Linked DNA regions of Homo sapiens: region 2 is linked to region 1. The links are chromatin loops, found by intact Hi-C in ENCODE. Cell type or tissue: chondrocyte. All regions are shown on one strand.

What was found. Hi-C counts contacts between places; a loop is a spot of excess contacts. Peaks named below come from ENCODE experiments on the same cell type or tissue, not always from the same donor. Only the 100,000 strongest peaks of a DNase experiment are listed, where the experiment ranks them.
Region 2: a loop joins it to region 1, with 6 times the contacts of the local background. A loop is called at or near these places in 5 of 110 quality-filtered maps.

The regions. Positions count from the first base shown.
Region 1 is chr18:7,176,114-7,178,613 of GRCh38, forward strand. No RefSeq gene overlaps it. Among named protein-coding and RNA genes, the nearest start is that of LRRC30, 54 kb to the right of the region's middle. In chondrocyte, CTCF peaks have their summits at 1,220 and 1,426; no DNase peak of the experiment used is centred here.
Region 2 is chr18:5,867,201-5,869,700 of GRCh38, forward strand. The region is part of intron 4 of MIR3976HG (MIR3976 host gene); the gene reads left to right. Among named protein-coding and RNA genes, the nearest start is that of TMEM200C, 27 kb to the right of the region's middle. RefSeq lists a silencer at 1,245-1,294. In chondrocyte, a CTCF peak has its summit at 1,178 (motif pointing right); no DNase peak of the experiment used is centred here.

The DNA.
Region 1 (2,500 bases):
TGCTGGGATTACAGGTGTGAACCACCATGCCCGGCCACATTTCTCTTTCTTTCTTTTTCTTTCTTTTTTTTTTTTTTTTTGAGACAGAGTTTTGCTCTTGTTGCCCAGGCTGGAGTGCAATGGCGTGATCTCGGCTCACCGCAATCTCCACCTCCTGGGTTCAAGCGATTCTCCTGCCTCAGCCTCCCCAATAGCTGGGATTACAGGTATGTGCCACCACACCCAGCTAATTTTGTATTTTTAGTAGAGACTGGGTTTCTCCATGTTGGTCAGGCTGGTCTTGAATTCCCAACCTCAGGTGATCCGCCTGCCTCAGCATCCCAAAGTGCTGGAATTACAGGCGTGAGCCACCGCGCCCGGCCCACATTTCTCGTTCTGATCTACCTTCCCCACTTCCAAAATGGTCTAGTGACTGCTATGGGACGTGACTTCCAGCGGAAAGAAGTGAGAAATCCATTAGTTAAACGTTTTCGACAAATCATCCTCCTTACCTTCAAGTGAGACTGAGGATACCCACAGATAGGCCTGGAAACTGAGTTGAGGAAAAAGGAGGTTGATAAAAAATGGAGCGTGCAGGAGCAAACACGGGGACCCCGAGAGCAGATGTGCTCCAAGAAGATTCTAGAATTGGGGGAAGACATCCAAATGCTGCTGAGATTCTGCAGTTACAAAACGGGTTTATCTAGCCAACAAAAATTCATCTGTCAGTATTCATATAACCTTCCTTACACCCCCTGGCTGGTGAGGGCTGGGTATAACCAGGATTTTTTGAATTGGATTGAAAAAGAGAAAAAAGTAAAAAGTAGGCCTTGTTGATTGACAACATTTTCATGGCCGTTTATTCTTTAATAAGCAGTTTTGGGGCCATTCATCATGTAACTCTTAACCTACTCTCCCTTTCAACTTTAATGAAATGTGTTCCTTGTATGGAATTTTCATAATTTTACTTTCTCTGTTAGAGAAGTTGTTAGGATTTGATGATGAGCTGTAAGCCAGCTGAATATTCTTCAGAAGTTTTCAAGGTATCTGATTGAGTTTATCAGCTTTTTTTTCCTAGCTGCTTTGCTGTCTCTCTGAATAAGCGCTTACAGAGTTCTTTCATAATTGTGCCAAGTATGAAATGATAATGAACCACTCCTAATCAGAAAGTAGCTTCACAGACCAGGCAGAGGCCAGCACTGGTTTACTGAGTAATGAAGGACCAACAGCTCCCCTTAGCGACATAATGGGGGTAGTACCTGCTCACACTAGCTAACAGGAACCCTGTGAAGGGAGCACAAATTCAGATTTAAACCTCATTTTATTGCAGATTTTTACAGGCAGAATAAAAAACTGTAGGTGAAAATATTAATTATCAATTAGGAAGAAGTTACATAACATATTGGTTATTCTTTTTGTAACTGAAAGACTTTATACTATCATGCATACATTTAAATAATGAAATCTGAATAAACACAGATAAAAGTGAATCTAATTATCTTAAAACACTCACTCAACATCAAAATATAATCTCCAGGGTTTATTAAAAGAATAGCTTATTTTGCTAGACTACTGGTAAGAACAAAATATTATTGTGTCCGGAATTGGTGGGTTCTTGATCTCACTGACTTCAAGAATGAAGCTGCGGACCCTCGCGGTGAGTGTTACAGCTCTTAAGGTGGCGCGTCTGGAGTTTGTTCCTTCTGATGTTCGGAGTTTCTTCCTTCTGGTGGGTTTGTGGTCTCGCTGGCTCAGGAGTGAAGCTGCAGACCTTGGTAGTGAGTGTTACAGCTCTTAAGGCGGCGCATCTGGAGTTGTTCGTTCTTCCCGGTGGGCTCTGGGCTCGTGGTCTCGCTGGCTTCAGGAGTGAAGCTGCAGACCTTTGTGGTGAGTGTTACAGCTCATAAAGGCAGTGTGGACCCAAAGAGTGAGCAGTAGCAAGATTTATTGCAAAGAGTGAAAGAACAAAGCTTCCACAGTGTGGAAGAGGACCCGAGTGGGTTGCCACTGTTGGCTCGGGCAGCCTGCTTTTATTCTCTTATCTGGCCCCACCCACATCCTGCTGATTGGTAGAGCCCAGTGGTCTGTTTTGACAGGGTGCTGATTGGTGCATTTACAATCCCTGAGCTAGATACAAAGGTTCTCCACCTCCCCATCAGATTAGTTAGATACAGAGTATCCACACGAAGGTTCTCCAAGGCCCCACCAGAGCAGCTAGATACAGAGTGTCAATTGGTGCACTCACAAACCTTGAGCTAAACACAGGGTGCTGATTGGTGTGTTTACAAACCTTGAGCTAGATACAGAGTGCCGATTGGTGTATTTACAATCCCTGAGCTAGACATAAAGGTTCTCCAAGGGCCCACCAGAGCAGCTAGATACAGAGTGTCGATTGGTGCACTCACAAACCCTGAGCTAGACATGGGGTGCTGATTGGTGTGTTTACAATCCCTGAGCTAGACATAAAGACTCTCCACGTCCCCACCAGACTCAGGAGCCCAGCTGACTTCAACCAGTGGAT
Region 2 (2,500 bases), 1.3 Mb before region 1:
TCTGAAAATGTAGGGCTGCATGGTTGCTACACCTATTGACACAAGTGAGGGATGGACATAAAAATGCAAATAATTAAAAAGGCCTTTTTGACAGGAAAGAGTGGCTCCTACAGCCAAGGTGAGTCTATGGACCAAAAAGAGAGGAGTAGGAGAAGAGGGTGTTGATGCGCAGGTGGCGGGCATACAAATGGACTCTGGCTTCTCTTCCTAGGGCAGCAGTGCTCTAAGCTTTTGGCATCAGAAATCTTTTACACTCTTAAAAATTACTTAGACCCTAAAACGCATTTGTTTACGTGTATGTAAAATAGTGTATTCCAATTTAGTATATACTAGTATATCCCATACTATGTTAGAAATTAAAGCTGATACTTTTTAAAACACAAGAATACACAACATACATTCCATTAGCCTTCTGCTGAGAGTATAATGTGTCATTTTTAGAAGAAATTTTGGTAAGAGATGTAAAACCATTAAAATTCATACCTTTAATCCATGAATCCATCCAAGAGTCTAGCATAAGGAATAAGGAAACAGTCCTATGGCGTGTGTGTGTGTGTGTGTGTGTGTGTGTGTGTGTGAGAGAGAGAGAGAGAGAGAGAGAGAAAGAAAAGAAGACAATTTCCAAAGGAAGCAACAATACGACGACAGTAAGGGATAGATTGAATGTACCTGGTAATATAGAGTAAAATGCTTATGTTGCATTCTGGTTATGCCACTTAGGGAAATTAACATCGATGTCCTTATCTATAAAATGGGAATAATTTTAATACCTACTTCATATGGATGCTGTGCATATACAATGAGATTATCTATGCCAAGTACTAACTACAGTTCCTGGCATGTAGTAAGTGCCCAATAAATGTTAAATATTTTTGCTACCATTGCATGTGAAATACTATTCAGTTGCACAAGCAATTAAAATAATACAGAATTTAAATTCATTTACACGAAAACATATTCATGGTTATTAAGTAAAATGTTAACAAGACAGCGTACACAACCTTCTATTTTTGGAAAGAACAAAATTTATCAAAAATTCTGCAAAGATATACATATGTTGTCTAACAGTGAGGATTACAGGTTACTTGTATATTTTTTTCTTTTTTGTATGTTTTTCTTCTCTGGCGGTAACTTGTGTAATAAAACGTTTTCCTTAGGAACTGTACGGTATCATGGCTGACACAAGAGGGCGCAGTAGGACTCTTGTGAGTTTTTCCTGGCACTAAGGCCGAGGGTGTAACCCTCTGTGAGCTGTCCAAGGTCTGAAGAAGGCAAGAGCCTTAATCCAGAACACAGAATGAAAGAATAGTTGTTTTCCACCCCCAAACAAAGTAACAAACAAATATGTGCACATTAGGAGCTACTGAAGCCAGGATCTCAGCTCAGATCATTTTTATCAGATTCTCTAGAGATGGGTCTAGAGAAAAAAAAAAAAATCCCAGACTATTCTAATGTGTAGCCAGGGTTGAGAATCCCTGACGCATGAGGGAACTGAAAGCGACCTGACCGCAGGTGCCATGCGTAATTGGCAGGGGCCATGCTGGTCTCTTTCATTCCCTCAAAGATCTGGTTCAACTGCCGGCGACTCTCCATGTGCCTCCTGCTCCGTACTCACATCAGTGAGCCTCCTTCCCCACTCGGTAGACTCACCTGGGAAAGACACTGACTGCCCTGCCTCCTCCACCCACCCCTGAAGCACAGAGCAGGGCTGGAGCAGAGGCGCTTGAGGCTACAGTCAATCGTGGTTCACTCAGCTGTTTTGCAAAACGATTGCCTCACAACACAGAGGCCTCCTTATTCCACACTGCAGTCAGCCCCATCCCGGAGGACGCTCATTGTTGATGATGAAGCACCTCAGCCCCAGATTCCCCTCAGCCAGCTTTCAAAAAGGTTCTGCTCTTGTGGGACAGGACGTTGGGGTGGAGGAAGCTCTGCACCTGATTTCTTACGCTGCACAATTGTGGGCCGGAGTAGAGAACTAGAGCTTCTCAGGAGGCAGAGAGGAGAGGAGAGAGCTTTGTCAGCCCCTGCAGGGCTGGGAATCCTCTGCCCGACAAGAGTGCAGAAGATACCTGTGCTCCTCTTCACTCCCAATGTCCTTCAGGCCACATTCGAGCGGGTCCTTGGCATCTTGCTGAGTTTACAGCTCACAGGGGTGTGAGCGACTGCAAAGGACCATCTTCTAGTGCTTTTGGGTGGAATCACAATCTCTTTGGGGTTCTCCCAAGGACTGAATGTGGAATGCAAGAAGGATACAACCACAAAATGACTTACCAGGGATTTCCATTCTTCACTGTGATGCTTTTCTATCCTCTTCTCTTCCCCTAAAGACATCCCAGTCACTGCTGACTCAAGACAAAGAGGAAGAAGTGAAAGCAAGACCCAGTGGTAGTTAGAATATTTTCACTAGTGAAGAGAGATTTTCCCAGAAATTCCCACACAATGTGATTGGTTGTGTCAATGGAGGAAAAGGAGCAATTGCTTTACATGCTGCATTCTT